Linked DNA regions of Mus musculus: all the other regions are linked to region 7. The links are chromatin contacts, found by Hi-C in ENCODE. All regions are on one chromosome and are shown on one strand. Each heading gives the region's core, a stretch centred on a gene start or an enhancer-like site at or near the end of the contact. The rest is flanking DNA. Distances are from core to core; before and after follow the strand shown. Region 1 overlaps Tbc1d10a (TBC1 domain family, member 10a). Region 2 holds the start of Hormad2 (HORMA domain containing 2). Region 3 overlaps Gm11958 (predicted gene 11958). Region 4 overlaps Mtmr3 (myotubularin related protein 3). Region 5 overlaps Ascc2 (activating signal cointegrator 1 complex subunit 2). Region 6 holds the start of Lif (leukemia inhibitory factor). Region 7 holds the start of Gsdma (gasdermin A).

The links. Hi-C counts contacts between places; a loop is a spot of excess contacts on that map.
Region 1: a loop to region 7 is called in a map of regulatory T cell, with 16 times the contacts of the local background. The contact joins the enhancer-like site here to the promoter of Gsdma in region 7. A Hi-C loop is called at or near these places in 3 of 37 maps with a recorded cell type or tissue (T-helper 1 cell, T-helper 17 cell and regulatory T cell).
Region 2: a map of T-helper 2 cell shows a loop between it and region 7 (34-fold over the local background). The contact joins the promoter of Hormad2 here to the promoter of Gsdma in region 7. A Hi-C loop is called at or near these places in 2 of 37 maps with a recorded cell type or tissue (T-helper 17 cell and T-helper 2 cell).
Region 3: a map of T-helper 2 cell shows a loop between it and region 7 (10-fold over the local background). The contact joins the enhancer-like site here to the promoter of Gsdma in region 7. A Hi-C loop is called at or near these places in 3 of 37 maps with a recorded cell type or tissue (T-helper 1 cell, T-helper 17 cell and T-helper 2 cell).
Region 4: a map of regulatory T cell shows a loop between it and region 7 (15-fold over the local background). The contact joins the enhancer-like site here to the promoter of Gsdma in region 7. A Hi-C loop is called at or near these places in 4 of 37 maps with a recorded cell type or tissue (T-helper 1 cell, T-helper 17 cell, T-helper 2 cell and 1 more).
Region 5: a loop to region 7 is called in a map of T-helper 17 cell, with 10 times the contacts of the local background. The contact joins the enhancer-like site here to the promoter of Gsdma in region 7. A Hi-C loop is called at or near these places in 2 of 37 maps with a recorded cell type or tissue (T-helper 1 cell and T-helper 17 cell).
Region 6: a map of T-helper 2 cell shows a loop between it and region 7 (10-fold over the local background). The contact joins the promoter of Lif here to the promoter of Gsdma in region 7. A Hi-C loop is called at or near these places in 2 of 37 maps with a recorded cell type or tissue (T-helper 2 cell and regulatory T cell).

The regions. Positions count from the first base shown.
Region 1 is chr11:4,202,606-4,205,823 of GRCm38, reverse strand. Tbc1d10a (TBC1 domain family, member 10a) reads right to left here. Exons shown (of 9, transcript NM_134023.1): 2 at 1-67. Among named protein-coding and RNA genes, the nearest start is that of Castor1, 14 kb to the left of the region's middle. Within about 2 kb of position 1,894, at least 3 of the 3 ENCODE cell types and tissues checked have a DNase peak (open chromatin) inside an H3K27ac peak, as active enhancers do.
Region 2 is chr11:4,439,230-4,442,424 of GRCm38, reverse strand. It overlaps Hormad2 (HORMA domain containing 2), which reads left to right and starts at 1,343. Exons shown (of 11, transcript NM_029458.1): 1 at 1,343-1,548.
Region 3 is chr11:4,290,402-4,293,488 of GRCm38, reverse strand. The region is part of intron 2 of Gm11958 (predicted gene 11958); the gene reads right to left. Among named protein-coding and RNA genes, the nearest start is that of Gm11958, 6.5 kb to the right of the region's middle. Within about 2 kb of position 1,650, at least 2 of the 3 ENCODE cell types and tissues checked have a DNase peak (open chromatin) inside an H3K27ac peak, as active enhancers do.
Region 4 is chr11:4,544,901-4,547,943 of GRCm38, reverse strand. The region is part of intron 1 of Mtmr3 (myotubularin related protein 3); the gene reads left to right. Among named protein-coding and RNA genes, the nearest start is that of Mtmr3, 48 kb to the left of the region's middle. Within about 2 kb of position 1,767, at least 1 of the 3 ENCODE cell types and tissues checked has a DNase peak (open chromatin) inside an H3K27ac peak, as active enhancers do.
Region 5 is chr11:4,677,569-4,680,437 of GRCm38, reverse strand. Ascc2 (activating signal cointegrator 1 complex subunit 2) reads right to left here. Exons shown (of 20, transcript NM_029291.2): 16 at 1,093-1,186; 17 at 886-1,007; 18 at 256-355. Among named protein-coding and RNA genes, the nearest start is that of Gm51883, 21 kb to the left of the region's middle. Within about 2 kb of position 1,492, at least 1 of the 3 ENCODE cell types and tissues checked has a DNase peak (open chromatin) inside an H3K27ac peak, as active enhancers do.
Region 6 is chr11:4,255,971-4,259,026 of GRCm38, reverse strand. It overlaps Lif (leukemia inhibitory factor), which reads right to left and starts at 1,459. Exons shown (of 4, transcript NM_008501.2): 1 at 1,339-1,459.
Region 7 is chr11:98,662,656-98,665,888 of GRCm38, reverse strand. Gsdma (gasdermin A) reads right to left here and starts at 1,538. Exons shown (of 12, transcript NM_021347.4): 1 at 1,451-1,538.

The DNA of each region.
Region 1 (3,218 bases), core at 645-3,144, about 94 Mb after region 7:
GTTGTTGAGCATGTCCAGCCACTTGGACTCCCTCTGCCTCAGCACCTCCAGGGGAACTTCCTCCAGTCTGTGGATCAGAGGCCAGGGTATCAGATGTGTCAAGAGAAGCGAAGACCCTGCGTTTAGCCCCAGCTAGCAACCTGGCCAGCCCAGCAGCACAATGCCTGTGTCTGTATACCTCCTTCAGGTCTGTAGACTCATGGTGCCCTACTGCAGATGAGCAGAGTGCTTGCTACCCCAGCCACAAAAGTCACAGGCCAGATACAACAGGGGCAAGTGCCTGTTCTCCTGACGTGTCGGGGGCCAGGGATACCGTGCCTCTCTGGGCAGAGACTGAGTATGTGCCTTTGCACTGGAGTTGAGCACTCCTGTCCTGGGCCTGCCTTAGTAAATAAGCCTCTTCAGGGGGCCAGCACACTAGGAGGAAAGCTGGATGAAAAACTAGTCAAGCAAATACATAAATAACATGCTTGCCCCTTCACCTGAGCCAAGCTGGTTACTCAGACTTTCCCCAATTACACCCTTGCTATTCCCCATCACCCAACCTCCACGCATGCCAAACCCTTGGCTGGAATGCTCCCTGAGTGTCTTCACGTGCTAAAGTCATACAGACACTTCAAAGTCCCTTCAAATGCCACCTTCTAACTGAGCAGCTGTGTCACTTCTAAACAGGCTAAGAAGACTTGTCCCCAGGCCCCTTGTGGAATTGACATTTGATGGGTACTGATCAGTCCAGGCAGATCAGCACCAAAGAAGGCAGAGGTGAGCTGGGAAGGGACCCTGTCTTAAGTAGAAAGCAGAATCACCTCGCTCCTCCGTGAGGCTTCTGAAGGGGATAAGCCCTGAGGATGCCCGCATTCACACAACTCTCAAAGGCAGAGAAGAAAAGGAGACCAACATGCAGGCGTTCTACAGATGCCTTCTCATCCAGCCTACAGAGTGATGGCAAAGCGGACAACCATACAACACAAACTGTGCATGCACAACTCTCTCACATACAGTTTCCTCAGATGCACTTTAAACTATTAGGTTATCAAAACCTTACATTTGTCTATTGCTTTGTTGTGCTTTTGTGAAGTTTTTTGTTTGTTTGTTTGTTTCTTCAAGTTAGACAGTACATGGTGTAATGAGAGGTGGCTCAGTGGTAGTGTACTTGCCTAAATTGCCAGGCACTCTCATCAATTCTCAACACCACCAGAAAAAAAGAAGGAAAAGTAGTATTTTATAAACTGGACATAATGTCAGCTCTCTGGAGGTAGAGGCAGGAGTTTAAGGCTAGCTGGGAAAGATGACATCCTAAATAAATAAACGGCTGGAAAGATGGCTCAGTGGTTAAAAGCACCAGTTGCTCTTCTAGAGGCTCCCCAGGGTTCAGTTCCCAGCACCCACAGGGCAGCTCATAACTGTGTAGGTCCAGGGGGTCAGACGCCCTCACACAGACACACATGCAGGTAAAATACCAATGCATGCAAAATAAAAACAAGTAAATCATTACAAAAATTTAAAGTACTTGACAGTATTAAGAAAAGATTGGTGTGAGGGGAGAGGGAGCAAGATGTAAAGTGAATAAACAAATAACTTAAAAGAAAGAAAGAAAGGAAGAACTAACGAACAAAAGGAAGGATTGACATGACAGAGTCTGAGAAACAGGCTCAGAGAGGTTAAATACTCAGGGAGAGAATCCTGCTCAGAGTCAAACAGAAAATCAGTAAAGAACCTGGAACTCAATTCTAAGCCAGATCCTCTATAGCCTAAAGATGAGATTCAGCCCAATATGCCTTTCCAGACAGGGACACGGGGTGGGAGGCACTTGAGGCAGTTCCAGGGAGCTCTTGGGAACAGGACATGGTAGAGCTGGGCCTGGCCCAGGGTTGGAGTTTCTGATTCTCTCTGCCGGAAGGAAACATGTTGCTGTGACTTTTACTGGTTGCAAGAACAGAGGGAGGGGCCCTGGCAGAGCTGAGGCCTCCAGGACACAAAGAGGCAAGTCCTCTGGTTCAGTGCACTTTATCTGGGGAACTGAGCCTGAACTCAGCCTTGGAACAGGACAGCTGAGAAGGAGCTTGCCTAGGATAATAAACTGGGCCCCTCAACAAGGACACAAGTCACTGTGCTCCAAGCTGCTATCTCTCACCATCGAGAGGCAGAACCAAGACACAAAGACACTTTCTTTCTTTCTCTCTTTGATATAAAAAAAAAGCAGTGCTGAAGCCTTGAGGTCAAGTACATTACCAAAGGATATACGTGTTCAGGCAACCCCCGAATACCCAAGAAGCAGAAACCAAAGGACACTACACCCCCAGACATGATGACATTTATATCAAAAACAGTATCCGAGTATGCAACAAGTGAGGGATGAGCCTTCTGGTTAACTAAACAGAGGGTAGGGCGCTCGCAAGAGGCAACAGGAAGTTTTAGTAGTCATGAAGGTGATAACATCTGATTGAGCCCTCTTCGTAGATAACAAAACTAAGGCTCAGTCAAGATGAACCTTACAACTGAAATTGCTAGTTGCCAAAGACTCCACACATGATTAAATCCGGCCTGTATGACACCTCAACCCTGGGGTCTAGTTTTGTTGGTAAAATATGACTGTGGGCCTCAGAGATACCTATTCGTTCAAGTGCAATCAGAGAGGAACATGCTGAGAGTTCTTTCAACCGACGTCAGCTGATAGCTTTGGCAGTTTCAAAGCCCCAGTATCAAGCATCAAACCAGAATTCAAATAGGGTAGAAAACAAAAGGTCATGTTCCTAGATTCTAAGTCAGCGCTGGTTCTAGGCTTTACCAACTATGAGGCAGGATCTCAGAAAGCCAACAACTGATACTGCTCTCAATGTGTATATTAATCAGAAGATATGGTTTATCTTATTATTTTTATTTTTATTTTTGGGTTTTCGAGACAGGTTTTCTCTGTATAGCCCTGGCTGTCCTGGAACTCACTCTGTAGATAAAGCTGGCCTCGAAATGTTTTAAATTTAAAACCTTAAACTGGGAAATTTTTGAGGAAATACACTCATTTAAATGGCTTCTCTTCCAACAGGAGAATGTAATCTGGATATTGGCGGGGCAGAAATAGACACAGCCCCTAGACACGGAATGTCCATTTTTTAAAACTCAAAAGGTTAAATAAAGGCTCCCTCAGTAGACTCAGTAAGGACCTGTTCTGGGTGAAGGAAGTCTTTCTACAACAAGGAAGTGTTGTGGGAACTAGAGAG
Region 2 (3,195 bases), core at 94-2,593, about 94 Mb after region 7:
CTTCTGTGGCCTCTCCTGCAGATCCTGCCTCTAGGTTTCTGTCCTGCTTGAGTTTCTGACCTCTCTTCAAGATGCTGTGTAAGCTGGATGATAAAATATGCCCTTTCTCCCTCCAAGTTACTTTTGGTCATGATGTCTTTACTACAGCAAAGGAAAACAAAGACAGACAGGCAGTATAGAGGGGAGTCTGAGGGTCCAACCAGGAAAGTTAATTCTGAGACTTGGAATGGACCTTTAAAACCAAATAAAAAGTTACTTCTGGAAAGTACAGGATCCAAGCAGAACCTAGTTGGAAGGAGGGACTGCTGGCAGTCTAGAAACCATTTTGATTGTGAAGATTGGAGGGAGGGGCACTAACTATGGCAAAGGTTGAAAAAATCTAAACTATTTTTACCTGGATTGTGGTTTATGTTAGGTCTCAAACCCAGACAAATGGCTGAGGTGCCTATTTAACATATTAAAGCAGACATGGCCACCAGGTTCTCCCAAGCATCTCTCAGTCCAACCAGGGCCTTTCTGTCTGGCAAACCTTGTCCCTACCCTGAACTCTCCACCTACGGGCTGGGGTGCACTTCCCTATATAATCCAACCATTTTGGTTACCCCCCCCCCTTTTATTGCCTCCTGGTCATTGCACCCGGTTCCCCTTCTCCTCTTTCTCATACCTTGCTCCCTCTCCTCACATGGCTCAGGGTCATCATGACCACTCTGGACTCTCCTAGGTGTCTCTGCTTCTGGCTATGTCTCCCTCTTGCTCCCTAGTGTACACACACACACACACACACACACACACACACACACACACACGAGAAAGGCGGGGATGGGGATGGGGGTGGGGCTAAGATAGGTGAAGCACAAAGAAAGGTTAATATAGGCAAGTTTTAGCCGCATAATTAAACACTACAGTAGAAGATTACAGTGGGGTCCAAGTCTAGGAAAGAGACTTGCAAAGCCCCCAGGACTGCAAAGCGCTCTGTTTGAGTCCAGGCCCTCCCAGGCTCCAGCCTCAGATCTTGGAGAACCCCCATCAGGTGTACTGTTCCCATCAGCCATGCCCTGCCTCTCCTCAGTTCTGGTTATGTAGGTGATCCAAGTGGGCGTCCCCTCACAGTCCGCAGTCCTCGAAGGCTCCAGGAGCTCCCCACACCAAGGGAACGCAGGCTCCGCCCACAGCCCGGGTGGGTAGGCTGCCTGCTGCCCTATTTTGCATATTCATGAGGTAGAGCAAGGCCTGCTGAGGGGCCAACCTTAGACTTAGGCATGAGGAGACTCCTGTGGCCCTGGCCGGAAAGTCGTAAAGCCGAGGGGTGGGCTTTGCCAGGAAAAGCCGTTGGCCTCTGCTGAGGTAAAGGCCGAGGGGAAGGCCTCGCCGCGTGTTCACACGCGGGGTCTCCGGAGGAAGGCGTTCGGGTGGGTTCTGGGGTCTTCAAGTTCACACTTCTCTGTTCTTTTTAATTGACTGGGTTCATCTGTGGAACTCGCCAGCCCTCTGAGGAGAAGTGTAATCGTGTAATCGTGGCGGAGGGCCAACGAGGACCGGAAGCTTCAGGTATCATGGTTGCCTACTCTGGACGGTGAAAAACTTCACACGTTAAACAAAGAGCTGGTGGCGATGCGGTGGCGAGGAATGAACTGGTAGACCTTGAATTTCCATCATTTTAATAGCTGAATGATTTAGGCCTTTTTTAAAAGTTGGAACTGGAGATCACTAAATTAAGTGAAATAAGCCAGACCCAGAACGACACATAGTCAGGTTTCCCTAGTGTGTGGAAACCTGATTTAGATGCACATATACATGATAGGAGCATGAATGGGCCGTGTAGTACGTTATCTGCTCACCTAGTGAAAGCAAAGTGTAAGCGTGGTTCTTGCCCCTAAAAGGTGGTAGATTTTATTAGGACGATAGCCTAATTTCTCCTTCATCAGACCATTCATTTCTTGAGGCAAAGACCATATTTAACTTTTTGTAATCCCGTGTTTTACCTGGAACAGTGCAAATTGCACAGTAAACGTTGAATATATGGATTAATGGAACTAGCATGAGAAATATATTTTTAAAAACCAAAGAGCGTGAACAAATACCTAATTAATACAGTAGGAACCGCTTAGTCCGAGCAAGCATGAAGTAGCAGAATTATCAGGGACAAATGGAATTTGTGAAAATGGTGGCTAATAATTTATTGACGTACGCTCAGCAAAAGGTTTAACAGGGAGGACTTGGGCAAACCAAATTCTCTTGCTGATCTTCAATTTTTTTATTAAAATTTGATGGTTTTTGTTCGTGTTTTTTTGTTTTTGCTTTTTGAGTCAGGTCTGTTTGTTTGTTTGTTTTTGTATTTGTTGTTGTTGTTGTTTTGAGACAGGGTTTCTCTGTATAGCCCTGGCTGTCCTGGAACTCACTTTGTAGACCGCCTGCCTCTGCCTCCCGAGTGCTGGTATTAAAGGCGTTTATTAAATCCGGTTTGAGTCAGGTCTTTGTGTAGCCCTGCTGTCCAGGCCTCCAACTCAGAGATTACCTGCCCCTCCCTCCTGAGTACCACCCCAAAGGTGCTCGCCATATAGCCCAGAGCATTTTACTTCTCTCTGTGCACATCTGTGTTTTCATACACCTGGAAATTCGTGTGCATTTGGAGGTCAGATGTTAGTGTCTATTACCTTCTTTGCTTGCTTAGTGTTAAAAAATGGTTTTTATTTGTATTATTATTTTTTAACTTGTATAGGTGTTTTGCTTTATGTATGTGGGGGCCTAGTGCCTACTGAGGGCCGAAGAGGGCATCAACTTTACTGGGTCTGGTGTTGCAGGCAGTTGTGAGCTGCAGGTGGGTGCTGGGAATTGAACCTGTATCCTCTGGAAGATCAGTCTGTGCTCTTAACCACTGAGCCATCTCCCCAGCTCCTTTACCCTTTTTTTTTTTTTTTAAAGACAGGAACTCTCATTGAAGCTGGAGCACTTAAAAAAACAAACAAACATACAAACAAACCTTCAAAAATACCAAGCTCAACAGATATAATTTTACTCTTAATTTAATTCACAATAAGTAGTCACATACACAAAATAGATATAATATACTATGTATTGCAATGAGGACATAACTTGAGCTTGGCAGAGGTGGTAGTAGAAATCGGGGCATTGTTTCTTGAAAAACTAAACCATGTCCAGGAGATAGTAATTTGAAGTAGAAGAGGATGTTTCAGA
Region 3 (3,087 bases), core at 401-2,900, about 94 Mb after region 7:
TCCTCAGAAGGTCTGTTTCAGATGTGCCTCAGGGCTGGAGCCAAAGGGGCTATGGCTGGCAAGTTGGTTATTGTCATACTCTAAAGGCTGACGTGTGACTCCATGCCCAAGGGCTAGAGACCCACAGACTACACACCCAAGGGTGTGAAAGCTAAATCAGGGTACATGCCACCCACCAGAGGACAAACCCTTCCAACAGCATGTCTGTGAGACCTATTCCCAACTGTAAATGTGATCTTTGTAAAGCAGGGTCTCCCTCAGTTGTTCAGACTGGCCACAAGCAGAGTTCTACTTGTCTTAGCCACCTTTAGGACTAGAAATTCGTGTGCACCAATGCGCTTGATATGCTCAGCCTTTAAAAGTAATTATGCACAGTTTGGGAAAGGCAGACTATACTCACTTGCGCCTGCGCACACTTCGCCCTTGCTCAACAGGCAGCAGAGCTGAAATCACTTGGTAGCTCACCCTTCCAAACCTCGCTTTCTTCATCCTCTGATAAGGCTTAGTCTGAGTGCTATAAAAAGGGGACATGGGAGTGGGGGTGTCCAGGGACCAGGGAGGTCCAGGATGACCCTGTGGAGAAAATGGAATTTGGACTTGGCTTTCCAAGAAGGGAAGAGTTTGAAAGGGCCACAAAAAAGGGGGAATTCCAGACTTGGGGAGCATCCCAGGGAGTCCAAAGGGCTGGGAAGTCAACGTGACCTCCTGTGGCGCCTCTGCCACAAGCCAGCTGCTATTATATATAACACATGTTATCTCAGTAACTCATGGGTGGAGCCCAGAGTCCCCTCTGCTGAGGACGGAAACAGAGGTGCCTGTACCTATTGGTTGCAATGGGGCTGTTTAGACCCAGGGCCAACTCATGCCCAAGGAAAGCAGGAGAGGGGTGCCTTAAGGGGGGACCAGTTCTTGGGGGTGGGGCTCCTTAGTTCAGTGGCATGGACACTCAGGGGCCTGAGGAAGGAGGAGCTGGGACTTGGAGCAGGGCCAAGGAGGGGCATGAGGAACCCTCTGCCTGCTTAATCCTGTGCTACGTAGGATATTATCAGCACCGTGCAGAATCCGACAATCACCACACAGACCAGCCACCAATGTCACAAACCAGAGAGAGATAAAGCAGCCCTGGGCACGAGGCTCTGACTGTTGCTGACCAAGCAGAAGCCACCACAAGGACAATGGCCAGTTTGAAAGGAGGTCTCCCTGGGACCCAACTCTGGAGCTGAAGAAGGAATATGTCCGGGAGAGTAGCAGCATGGATGCTCAGAGGCCCCGGCATCCATGCAGTACCTTTGGCAGGGCATTGGACCCATTCTGGTCCAGTTCTCAGTCCATGGCTCACTGGCCATGTGACCGACCGTAGGCCGATGACATCACCTCTCTGAGCCTCAGTTTCCACAACCTTAAAATAATGACAGCAACATCACCTTTCCTGTCCGGAACTGTGTCCAGCCAGCCTGTTGCCATTTTGTCCCTACCTCTCCCTCTCCAGTGTTCTCTCTCTCTGGCAGATAGCTTCTCTACACTGCCAGACATCCAGGGCCTTGCCAGGTCAGAAGCTGAGTCAGAGCTCGGTCTACTGAGTGGCTGCTGGGTGCAGGAGCCCACAGAGCCATAGGAATCTCCTCCAACTCCCGCCTGGCAGCCAGTGGTTCCCAGGCCCCTTGGGCCAGATGGGAGGGAGGAAGGGAAGTTCCGACAGGGAGGCTCCGACTTTGCCAGCTTAGGCTTTTGTGCTCTGGAATGCCAGGCCAGGCCGGTTTGCTCTGCCAACGAGAGGACTGGTCTCTCCAACAATAATGTTTTCCTCAACTTTTTCTACAAAGCATCAACTGCTTTCTAATTCAAACCATCAGGGGGAGGCGTCCTTGAGCTGAGTCTTTGACCACTGCAGAAGGAAGCAGTTTTGCAGGCCGTGGCCGTGGCCGTGGGGTTTCTACACTTGATCTTAGCCAGAAGGCCGAGAAGCGATGCCGTGGGGTTTCTAAATAAGATCCTGAAATAACTGCCTTGGCCTCCTCATGGCATGCCAGTCTGCTCTTCCTGCTACATTCTTGCCACCTTCATGCCACCCTCATGCCACCCTCATGCCACCTTCATGCCACCCTCATGCCACCCTCATGTCATCCTCATGCCACCCTCATTCCACCTTCATGCCACCCTCATGTCACCCTCAAGAACCATCAGACAAGCCTTTGGGACAAGTCTGAGAAATGGTCAGTGCTGTTGATGTTTTCTGTGCCAGCAGCTACACTAACATTGTATCTACACTGTATGTACATTGTATACTTCACCTCACCTCGGTGCTGGGTATTTCATGATGCTCCCAGCCCAGGACCACCTCACTGCCTGGCCTCATTGCTCCGCAAACAAGGTTGATCCATTCGCACTACTGACATGACTAGAATCCCAAAATCACATTCTAACTTGACGAGCCATGAAGTGGGGGGTACCCCAAGACCCATGTACTCAGCTCCTGGGGGCATGGCTCCACGCTGGTGCTATGGGGCACTGCCTATTGGTCCTCCCACAGTTGAAAGTAGAGATGAACTGCCTGCTAAGTATATGGTGAAGAGACATGAAAACTAGATCCATGCTAATATGTGTTCACCAGTATTCACAGCAGCGCTCTTCAGGGAAGCCAAAATACACCCGCAGGCTGCGGAGGGAGAATGCTCGCCCAGCATGCATGGAGCCCTGGGTTTGATTCCCCGTACACTATGAACTGGACATGGTAGTGTGAGCCTCTAATCTCAGCATTCAGGAGGTGGAAGGAGGAGAAATCAGAATTTCAAGGGTGTTGATGGCTGCACAGTGAGTTCAAGTCCGTGAGATTTTTCTCAAAAGAGAAGAAAAAGATTACCTACATAACCAGAGGAAGAGACTATGTTCTGTCCCTACAATAGAATGTTATCTAGCCAGGAAAAGAAGGAAGCCAGCAGTGGTGGTAGCACACACCTTTAATCCTAGCACTCTGGAGGCAGAGGCAGGCAGATCTCTGAGTTCAAGGCCAGCCTGGTCTGCAGAGTGAGTTCCAGGACAACCAGGCTCCTCTACACAGAGAAACCCTGGTTCTAACAACAACAACAA
Region 4 (3,043 bases), core at 518-3,017, about 94 Mb after region 7:
TTGCTTCGTAAACAGAGGCCTCATTGTGGTATGTGGTTATTGGAGGTTATTGGAGTTTTTATTGGCTTGTTTTCAGAAATATGAGTAGCCCCCTACCTAATTGCCAGTATATAAATTTTAACTAGGCCAGTAGAAGAGTAGGCTCTTTTTATTGCACACAGTCTTTACCTTGTGTGTTTTATTTCTTTGAGTGCGCTCTTTTCTGAATGCGTTTATAGACTGGAGAGGTATACCGTTTGTTTTGTATGTGCTAGGTAAGTACAGCAGGTTAAAAACACTTTTTAAGATTTATTTATTTTAATTTTATGTGTGTATTGGTTTGCTTGCATTTCTGTCTGTATACCACATGCTTGTCTGGTGCCTGTAGAGGATAGAAGAAGGGATCCTGTCCCCAGAATTGGAGTTACAGAGAGTTGTGAGCCACAGTGTGGCTTACAATTGAATCCAGGCCATAGGTAAGAGTGAGAAGTGCTTCTGAGTTATCTGCTTAGCCTCAAGCACAGCAGTTTTTAAGTGTGATGACATAGTTCAAAGTTTATTTATTTACTTGTTTGTTTGTTTGTTTGTGTTTCTCTGTGTAGCTCTGTCTGCCCTGGAACTCTATAGACCAGGCTGGCCTTGAACTCAAGAGTTCTGTCTGCTTCTGCCTTCCAAGTGTTGAGATTGAAAGTGTGTGCCTTTACTGCTAGGCTTAAAGTTTAAATTTTTATTTTTAATTTGTAGGCTGAAAGGATGGGTATGCATTTTCATTGAGCTTTCTGGTCCTTACCTATTTTAGACTGATGCAGATTGAACCCATGGCTTCATTCATGCAGGGAAAGCACTTTACCAGCAAAACTGAATCCTTGTCTTGACCATTTTGGTGCCTGTTAACGATACATAAAATTCAAGACTCAATTCACAAAAGGGGCAAGCAACTTTATCACTCCTAATACAATACTTAAACGTGATAACTAGTGTACAGATCAGCTTGGTTTAGAGGACTTTTTTTTTTTTTAGTGTGATTTACTTTCATACTTTTCCTGGAATTTGTGTTTAAAATGTCAAGTGTCTAGAGAAGATAGGAAAATAAGACATGTTATTTAACATGGACATAGTTTGGGGTTTCCTTTAGCGAGCTGACCGCCAGATTAGGCCTTTTGTTTTTCTCCCTTTTTATTAGACAACTGCTTGTTGAGAGAGTTAGGGAATATCGTTCGACGTTTGCTTTGTGGGAAGATTCAGGAGCAAAGTGTGCTGGTATAAGCGGTGTCAGTTTGGCGGGTTTCAAAACTACATTGATGGTTTTATAAATTTTTTCTAGAGCTTTAGTGGCCTTTGAGACTGTATTTGTCTTTGTAATTTTCTTTATTTCTCTGAATATGTAAGAAACTGTTATGATATAAATACAGTATAATGTAATTTTTTAGAAAATTAAATGGTAAAAGGTATAGGAGTTCTTAATTTAACCATTATTGCAGAATCCTTTTGAAAACCTGTTTATCATAGGGACAAGTATTTTAAGTCTTTTACCTAAGAAAATCCACTTAAATTTTTCTTCTGAATAGAGTGGATAGATTTTGTGGTTTAATGTTAAGTAAAATGTTAAGGCAGGCGAAGTCATTATAAACTTACTATTAAGTAAATTTAAGTTTCCATGACATTCTGGAATTTGAATTGTCTTTCTGTTTTTTAGTAGAGTATTTGATCTGTTGTTGAGGTGGGGTGAAAGAAGTGGACAACAGCTCCAGCCGCTTCTGTCCTCTGTGCCAAAAGGTAACTGAGAGCAAGTGCCAAGTGCCAGACGTTAGTGTGTGTTAGGAAGGTTGCCTTCCCAGAGGTAGGTATGCCTTGGAACTAGTCAGAGAAACAAAAGTCAGGAGACTTTCCAGTGCTACAGATAGTCTTTCTGATCTGTCCACTGAATTATAAATAACAATCAGCTCTGACACTTAGATAAATTGATCCTACATGGCTTTTAATTACATTAATTTCTAGTGATTCCATGCTAGATTTCCTATCATTTTTTCCTTTAATAATTGAGATTTGAACAGTCTTAAAGAATAATTTTAGGGTCTGGAGAAGTGACTTAGGAATTTAAGAACACTTGTTGCTTTTCTACAGGACCTGGGTTCATTTCCTAACAGCTGTATGGCAGGCAGCTCACAACCATCTGTAACTCTAGTCCCAAAAGATCTGAAAGCACTCTTCTGACCTGCATGGGCTCTGTATGCACATGCTGCACAGACAAACACACAGGAAAATATCCACACAAATAAAATGAAGAGGGGAAAATTGAAATGATTCTATTTACTCTGTGTGTGTGTGTGTGTGTTTATATACGTATGTGTGGCTGCCTTCAGAGGCTGGAAGCAGGCTTGGGTCGACTGGTTGCCCAGTGTGGGCACTGGGAGCTGTCCGTCCTTGTGATTGAGCAGCAAATGCTGTTAGCTGCTGAGCTCTCTCCAGTCCCAGACGGTTTTGTTTTCAGTAAATTATGCACCTCCCCTTTTAGACAATAGGGAACATTTTTTCATTTTAGATGTTAAGCCTACTGAAGTGCTGCCTTATAGTGTGTGTAGGTGTGTACACTCGCTAGTATACATGTATTAGGAAGCCTAAAGTTGACATTGTGTGTCTATATTTCCACCTTATTTCTTATACAGAGCCACTGAACCTCTCTGCCTTATGTCTCTATCTCCTCAGCACAAGTTTGTGATATCATATTAGCTTTTGAATGGGAGCTGGGGATCCAAATTGAGGTCTTTACTTAAACCACTGAACTATCTTCCTGTCTCCAAAATTGGTTTTTATTTTTTTTTTAAAGATTTATTTATTTATTATATGTAAGTACACTGTAGCTGTCTCCAGACACACCAGAAGAGGGCATCAGATCTCATTATTGATGGTTCTGAGCCACCATGTGGTTGCTGGGAATTGAACTCAGGAAGAGCAGATGGTGCTCTTAACCACTGAGCCATCTCTCCAGGTCCAGGGATGTCCTAATTTTCAGTAACAAGTACAGCCAGGAGTTATACAGATGCCATACACACCAATAATCCCA
Region 5 (2,869 bases), core at 243-2,742, about 94 Mb after region 7:
CCTAGACTGTAACGGGTAATGAACTCAGCTGCTCAGACCCAGTCTCTAATTTGTCCCTGGAGAGCCCCCTGGGCAGTGGAGGTGAGATCAAAGCCAGCAGCTCTCGGAATGGTCTGTACTTAAAAGCACCTCCCCAATCCAGCAGTTGTGCTAGGACGCTCCAGGGTCAGAGGCAGGGAGAGCCAGAGGGAGGCAGAGCTTCCCCTCTGCTCTTCACACTGCACTTCTTTTATCTGCCACCTGCCTAGGACATACCTTGGGGGCCTCCTCTTCCACCTCATCCTCTTCATCCCACTCCTCCTCCTGCACTTCGCCAGGCATTTTGGTTCTCAGCACCTGAGGGATGGTGAAGGGCCTGAGGGTTGGAAGAGAGAAAGAGAGAGATCAAAGACTGAGTCTACTTGGAGAGTGGCCTCCTGCCTCAGGGAGAAGGCTGGGGAGGCCCTGCTCGGGAAGCCAGGGACCCCACAGGGCTTTTAAAGCAGGCTTCTCTTTAGTTCCCAGATTCTTTAAAGAAAGGTCCCATGGTCTGTGTGGAGAGAGCAGGAGGAGCTGAGCTTGAGCCCTAGGGATCTCCAGTGTTTTTTGTTCATCAGGGAAGCCCTGCTTTCATTAGCAATGGGGGAATCTCTACAAGATTCTGCTGAGGAAAATGTTCTGTACTTGGGAAAAACATGCAAAATGACTTGCCAAGACCAAATAAATGCTTCCTGTGGGCTTCAGTGTGGGCGGAGTTGAAGGAGCTTGTGTGTGTGTGTGTGAGTATGTGTGTGGCACTGGGTGTGTGTGAGTGTGTGTGTGGCACTGGGTGTGTGTGTGTGAGTGTGTATAGTGGGGGTGGCGGTGGGAGTGGGAAGCCCGGCTGCCTGCGGCTTGGGCGCTCACCTGCGGCTGATGAGCTCGTCATCAGAGTCTGCATCGTTGGCGCCCACCTGGTTGCCATCGTATGTGTCGTCATACTCGTCCTCATAGTCATCAGCCTGGTATTCTCCTGGCTGCAGGGGGACCTACAACAGTACCCTCGGGGGTCAGAGAAGGGGGCAGACCGCTGATTTCCCACGCCCAGACAGAGGCCCAGGCTGGGCAGCCTACCTCCTCTACCACCACGCTGTACTTCTGGTAGCGCTGCCACTGTGCCACCACAGCCTGCTTGTCATTCACCAGGCTCCTCACGTTCTCCTCCTTCCTGGAGCCAAGGACAGCCGGGAAAGAGGGAGACAGTATCGGGTCAGGAAGGCTGTGGGGCGGGGGGTGGGGTAGGGCTAAAGGCCCAGAGAGAGGCTGAGTTCGCTTCTTTATATCTTAGGTCATGCTGAGGCTACATGCAGTTTTGTACTAAGCCCACCAGGAAAGGCCCAAGGTCTCTTGGGCAAGGCCAAAGGGGGTCTGCCTTCCTCCTCTCACCCCCTCACTATGGCAGCTCCTGAATTTCTGGTCTACAGTGCCAGTTTCCAAGTAAGAGCACCGTGGGAGGAGGAAAGTCTGCTGGTCCAACTGCCACTGTAAGTGAAGACAGATGGGTGCAGCCGAGGGGGAAGGGACACACTTGGCTCACACTGAACTGTACATCAGTGTCAGCAGGGGCTCGGGTCTCCACTGTGGCTTTGCAAACCTGTAGAAAAAACTTGGTTTGCCAGCCATGTACACAGGCCTGTGGAATGTGGTTTTTGGCCCTGCAGGGGAAAATCAATTAGAGATGCCAAGCAAGAGATTCAGCTTAGCAATGAGATCTGGTCTCTGGATCAAGAGGAGAGGGTCCAACAAAAAAAACAAGACACAGATTCTGCACAGACCTTCTAATAACTGGCTCTGGGTGGGTGGCAGGAATCTGAGTCTGTAGGAGCCTGAGACACGGTGGGATTGTAGCCTCAGTATGGTCAGTAAAGCTTTGATGCCCCATGACAATCTTTATTAAAGGCCTACTATATGCTAGGTAGCATTCTAAGACTGAGAAGGGAGGAGATTTAGAAATGGGTCAGACATATATCTGTACTCAGAGTGGAGTTGTGGGTGAAAGGCACAAAATATGCTGAATGGAGGTAGGTGTACCATGTGAAAGAGACAGAAGTGAGCCCTGACTGGTGCCCAGCATGGGTCTGGGGGCAGAAGTGAGGAAACTCTATGACAAGTGGGTATTTGATTGTACCAGGAGCCCCACAAGGGGACAGAAAGGATGCTGTATTTGGTTTAGATCTGAGAAAAACCTTAGGTAAACAGGAATCTTAGCTGGCAATAGTGACTCATGGCTATAATCTTAGCATTATAGATGCTGAGGCAGGAGAACTGCCAAGAGTTAAAGGCCAACTTAGGCTACAGAGATCCCTATTTCAAATACAAAATCCAAAGTTGGGCATGGTGGCACATGCCTGTGATCGCAGAGAGGAAGAAGCGAGAGGATCAGGGGTTCAAGGTCATGCACAGCCACACAGCTACACATCAGCTACAGACCAGCTTAGGCTACGTGAGCCCTTGTCTTTTTTTTTTTTTTAAAGATTTATTTATTATATGTAAGTACACTGTAGCTGTCTTCAGACACACCAGAAGAGGGCATCAGATCTCATTATGGATGGTTGAGAGCCACCATGTGGTTGCTGGGATTTGAACTCTGGACCTTTGGAAGAGCAGTCGGGTGCTTTTACCCACTGAGCCATCTCACCAGCCCAAGCCCTTGTCTTAAAACTACTAAACACCAACCATCCAACCACTCCAGGAATCTTTTCCAACCACCAGGATTGGGACTGTGGATCTGTGACAATGGCCTTGGCACTGTACCTGGCTCTCTTTGCCAGGTTGGGAAAGGGGTAAAAAAATGAAAGGGCTCTAAGCTTATCCAGGTAGCTGGCGAGAACAGTCATGCATCCTGAGAGAC
Region 6 (3,056 bases), core at 210-2,709, about 94 Mb after region 7:
CCCTGTAAACGCTTAGCAGCTCCAAGCCCTGGTCAGCAGCGCCACCTGCTGCCCAGAATCAGCAAGTACAGTCGGCTCGCCAGCTCGCCTGTTCAGTCCGTACCAGTAGGTGGGTGGGGCTGGATAACTGGATTTGAGGAAGTGAGTGGGTGTCTGGGGTGCAGGATGGGGGTGGGCAGAGGCCATTCACCAACACAAGGGAAGAAGGCTCCTCTTGGGGGCTTCCAGAGCTTTGTCCTAATATCTGCAAGGTGTAGCCCAAAAGACTGGCCACAAGGAGGTGCCAGAACCACATTCAGTGGTCAATGGGGCACAGCCTTGCCATGGCTCTGGGGGAGGGGGCAGTGGCCTTTTCCTGGTCCTGCTACCTGCTCCCACCTTGTCCTGACAGTTCTTCCAGGTGGGGATCAGACTGTCAACTTCGCAGGGGGCCACGGTGACCCAGAGAAGGAAAATGAACTGCCCAAATTCACACAGCAAGAGGCAAGAATCAAAGCAAACTAAACCACTTGGTTGTACAGACTAGTCCCAGGCTCCCCTTACTGTCCTGTCCCGGCATGGCATGACATGGACAGGATCCTGGGAACAATGTCCCCTCCTTTTGTCAGCCCCCTAGCAGGTTTGGAGGAACACTGACAAATTAGAGGTAAGAGCCTCTTGGAATTTTGGATGCCAAGCACCCAACGCAGGGGGCTCTTGCACAGACTTGGTTTTTGTTTTTCTCTCTTTGTCACTGTCCTGGAGCTCGGATGCGGGGGGGACGAAGACCGGCCAAGCTCCGATCTGGCCCAAGGTCAAAGGCAGAGGAGTAATGACCTTGGCTGATCAAGTTCCCCAGAGCACCCATGATGGTCCCCGTGGACTGCTGCAGCCCATTTTGAATGGACAGGGACGGCCCTCCACTGCTCCATCTACCGGAGGGTAAATGAGGCCTCTGCAAGCTCAGAACTCTAGAAAAAGAAAAGGGATTTGAGTCCCCTGGGGATGCAGAAATCATGACTGCCTTTAGAATCAGGCTGACCCTACCACGATGGCACAATGCAAGCCTGGAATCCATGTGCTCTCTCCACTGCCCTTTACCCATCCTGTGAACTTTAACCCACGGGACACTTCCACAGCTGGTCTCTCCAGCTTTGCTTGGCCATCCTCCAAGAGAGACTTCCAAGCCTGACTTACAATGCATCCATTACAGACAGGGAGAGCGAATGCTGGAGGGTTGTGTGGGCCAGCAGGTGCCCCTGATCCACAGGGGAGCAACTGATGGACCATCTACCCTCCTGGGGATAAGTGTGGGGTGCAGCAGTGCCCCTCCGCCCTGCCCCCTCAAGGGAATCCTACCGTGGTCTCGCAGCCCTCCACAGTCTGCACAGTTGTCCAGTCTTCAGGGTGACACCATCGTTGTTGGGCCCCTCTGCTTCCCTCTCCTCCTGAGGCTCCTCTGGCGTTGGCTCCTCACCCTGCCCCCCACCTGACTTCCGTCTGAAGTTGGTGGCCTGAGGCTCCCCCCACTTCCACCCCACCCCCAAGCTGAGGACCAGAGAGGTAGAGCACCCACACCACAGATGGAGCCTGACACGGTGGTGGGAAAGGTGTTGTTAGAAGGAGAAGCAGGGCTGGGTGTGGGGAGGGGGCGTCCCTGTACTTGATGCCCCTGGGCTGCGTGGCAAAGCCACTATGGCCTGAGTCACAGCTGACTGGGCCGCGCCTAGCCTGTCTGGGTGACCCAAGCCAGCATAAGGCAATGACTGGGCAGCTCTCCTCATGACCAGCTGGGGTCAACCTTAGGTGTTTTGACTCAGACCTGCCACAGGCTGTGTGCACAGCTACCATCCTCTGTCTCTGTCCCAAGAGCCACAGGCCTATAGCTGCCCCTGTCCCAGCCCCCACCTCATAACCCGGGGAGCTACCTGGCCCTTCTGATCTGCAATCAGCCCCAGGCTTCAGGGCCCCACCTGCTGTGGGACCTTCGTCCCTCCCTGGACAAGCCCTGCCCTTGGGAATACTCCGGGAAGCAAGGAACTTTGTTGCCTGTGCTGCTGAGGGCCTCTTGATTCTCTGTGGACTGTGACCTTTTTCTTGGTGCTACAAGGAGTTCTGTAGACTGCCTGGGCAGGCTTGCCATGGACGGCCAGAAGATGGTTGGGGACAGGGACTAAGAGAGGAGAGATACAGAAAAGAAAAAAGAAAAAAAAGCAATCAAGAAGGGATTAAGGAAGGGACTGAGAGAAGGAGAGAGGGAGGAAGGGAGGAAGGGAGGGAGGGAGGGAAGGGAAAGGGGGGAGGAGAGTAAAGTATAAAGAGAGGGAGAGAAGGAGGGACTGTTGACAGTTTTCAAACCTGCCTAGAGCAATATTAGTCCTACACTTTTCCCAGGAAACCCTGTTTTAGGGAAGTGGGCTCCAACAACACACAGTGCAGAGGCAAAACTGAGGCTTGGCCTATGAGTAAGATAAGGGCAGAGGTCACAATCTTTTCACCTGTAAGGTCTTCGTCTCTCACTGAAGAGAAAAATAATCACGCTAAAGTTGGGATGAAGGGGTGGAGTGCAGAAATGTCTTGGTGAACAGTACTCCCCTTTAACCTCTGTAGGGCCCAGGACACCAGGACCAGGTGAAACACTGCACACATAAAGTCATTTTAAAACTGGGGCTGGGCGGTGGCGCACACCTTTAATCCCAGCACTCAGGAAGCAGAGGCAGGTAGGTGGATCTCTGTGTTCAAGGCCAGCCTGGTCTACAGAGTGAGTTCCAGGACAGCCAGAGGAGAAACTCTGTCTCAGAAAACAGTAATAACAACAACAACAACCTGGGACAGCGGTTAGCAGATGGCTCTGTGGGTAAAGTGCTTGATATGCAAGCCTAACCCCCTGAGCTTGAATCTCTACATGGCAGCAGCCTCTGACCCCCAGGACTGGGAGGCAGAGACTGAGAGATCTCAGATGCATGCTGGCCAAGCAGCCTGGGCAAATGTCAGTGTCTAGATTCAATGAGATACTGTGTCCAGAAAAATAAGGTGGATGCGGCTGGGGAGATGGCGCAGTGGTTAAGATATTTGCT
Region 7 (3,233 bases), core at 289-2,788:
ATGGACAATCCCGAGCTCTAGAGTTCACATGGCTGACACAAGATGCCGGCTTTTCCCTTTGCCAAGGGCTCTTTTCTCATTCCATGTTCACTTCTTCACAGAACAGAGCCCAGTTAGAGTCTGTCATCAGCAAGGGAAGGGAAGTGTCCTGTCACACTAAGGGACAGTTGAAACTAGGACCTGTGGACACTAGGGAAAGAAGCAACCGCACTGGGCCCAGGAGCCTGGGCAGTCAGAGCTGGGCAGCTTCCCCAGTTGCCCTTTCCTTGGCAAGGCTACACTTGTTTGCACCCTCCATTTCCTTCCCACCCACCTCCTAGCAACACCAGTATAAGTGGGCAAATTTCCTAGTTCCTCTCTCCCAACTACTTCTTTGCCTTTGTTAGTTCTGCTTACGATATATCCCCTTTCCAATAGAAAGAATTCGTATTTGTCCTATAAGACTCAACTGAAGGACTGGAGAGATGGCTCAGCAGTTAAGAGCACAGACTGCTCTTCTGGAGGTCCTGAGTTCAAATCCCAGCAACCACGTGGTGGCTCACAACCATCCATAATGAGATCTGAGCTACAGTGTACTTATAATCAATCAATCAATCAATCAATCAATCAATCAATCTTTGGACTCTGAGCAAGCAGGACTGGAGTAAGAAGGAAAAAAAAAGACTCAACTCATGTCACCTGCTCACCCCTTTACTCCTTTGGGCATTTTGGTGACTCTGCCTGCATTCCCAAGGCATCTTGTATATCCACTTCTGAAACACCTGCTAATTCATCTTGTTACCATCCATCTGTTCACCTGACTGCCTTGCCTACTCAACTGTGACTTTCCTGAGGGCAGGAAATGGGCCTGAGTCACCTCTACAGCATCAGCACCATGTCTGGTAGAAACAAGGATAGAAAGAGTGAGCTTGGTCCTGGGAGACATGCTGGAGGGAGAGGGACCAAGAGGATGTGGGGCCTGCAAGGATCACAAGTTTGACAGTTTAGGACTCTGTCTTTGAAGTCGAGGTATCTCACCTGGGGATCCAGGAGACACACCCAGGTTTTCCTGGTGGGTGGAAGAGATCAGACACATCAGCTAGCCTCCATGGGCCTCACCTTTCTGTAGTACTTGACAGAGGCAGGGAAACAGGAAGGAGCACACAGAGATGTTGGGGCCATCCTGCCATCTACAATATACTTTCCAGCCCTTGTTCCTGGAAGGGTTGGGATGGCCTATGTCCCTCCAGAGACCAACTGAGTGTACCTAGAAGGACCTACCCTTCACCAGAGTGGCACTCAAAGGGCTGCCTCTCTTCTCTCTAAGGCCTACTATGAGTCCTACCCCCAGTAAAATGCAGGGAGATTTATGGCCATGATAAAGGATAAGAAATCCCATGCCCATTTGGCCCCAACCTTCCCCTGGTTCCCCAGAATGTCCCCCTGCCTCCTCAGCCATCATTGATCTTACCAGGGAAGGGTGATGCTGGATCCTGTCTGGCAGCTGGTGTGTGGTGAGGAACCAGAGCTCGTTCTGTCTATAGGGTGAGGGAATGACTGGCTGTCCTTTATCAGGACTGGCTGCTTTATGCCTCCATGGAGGCGGGGATGTAAGCTCCCACAGACCCCGCCTCCCACAATGACCCCACCCCTTTTTGTTCCACTTCCAGGAGAACAGCATCAACCTGTTTGAAGTGCCCCGCCTCAGGTCCTGTGGGGGTGGGTAAAAAGATGCCAGGCAGGTGTCTGTGTTGCTGGGGCTGAGACAGAAAGAAGGGGGACTGAAAGTTTGCTTATAGACTGGGGAGGAAGGGAGGCAGTGGGAATTGGCTGTGTGCGTGTGTGTATGCACTTATGCTTATTTGTGTGTGAGTGTGCATGTGAGTGTGTGTGTGTGTACTCATGCATGCGTGTAATTGTGTGCAGGGGTGATACAGGGTGGATCACTGCCCTGATGTCATCTGGAAGCACCTGCCATTCATCTGAGGCCTTGTGGAAATGATAAGTGATAAGAAATCCTGTATGTTCAGGGACTACAGGCAGCAGAGCAGCTGAAAATCTGCCCTTCAACTTTGTATGCATCAGCCTGCTGATTCTTACCTCTCTCTATGTGTATATGTGCCTTGGCTACACATGCATAACTTGGTACCAGTATGCACAGAAGTCTGAGGAGGCAGGATAGAGTGAGCTCATATGGCCTTCTATAATTTGGAAGCATCTCTAAGTATATGGAATATATGCTCACACACAGGCAGAGGTGGATCTCAGCGGTGAGATGACGGACAGCCCAGGATGTATGCTGTGGGCGTTCAGCTGTCTCCCTGTAGGTCATTCAGGAACTTTCTCTCTCTCTCTCTCTCTCTCTCTCTCTCTCTCTCTCTCTCTCTCTCTCTCTCTCTCTCTCTCTCTCTCATGTTAGTGCACTGCTGCTCTCTTCAGACATACCAGAAGAGGACTACATATTCTATTACTGATGGTTGTGAGCCACCATGTGGTTGCTGGGATTTGAATTCAGGACCTCTGGAGGAGCAGTCAGTGCTCTTAACCTCTGAGCCATCTCTCCAGCCCCCATTATCTTATTAAAGTTGCTCCTTGGAAATCACTTAAAAGAGGATTCTACACACACAGGCAGGTCTCTAAATTACAATTTATGTGATTTACTGCAAGGCCATATGAAGAAGCAGTTTCCTGGAGATTTCCTTAGGGACTGGTAGGAGTGAGGAAAGAGTCTCACACTCTGCAAAAATATCTTTAAAACTTTATTACTTTACTTTCTCAGAATCCTTCCACACTTTGTTCTGCCTCTCTGGTCCCCATCCTTCACCCCTTTTCTTTCCTCCATTCCCTTCCACTTCTCACCTGGCACAGCTATCAGCATCTTAGACAGACAGCTCTAGCTCCTGTTTGCTGTCAGGTGCCCATCCCCCTTAGGAAAGGTGGAGTTGGGTTCTTGGGTGTGTGGGATGGTTTTGTTATATGACAGTACAAGTGCAGAAGTGTGGTATTTGTGTTATACAAATCTGTTTTTCCTTTCCCCCTAGTTTTCTGTCTCTGTTTCTTTAAACCACTACAATGTAGGGCATCTGAAATCTTGTATATATAGTCCAGAGGTTGTGTGAACACCTTAATTAGCTCTGCAAAGGTGGCCCAACCAACCATTACCTCGGTCAGACATTTGGAAGTCTCTTCCTAGAGTGTGCCTTCCTCTGGCGTGTGATGACCAAGGTTTCTTGTCTCATTCGTCTTTGAAAGAT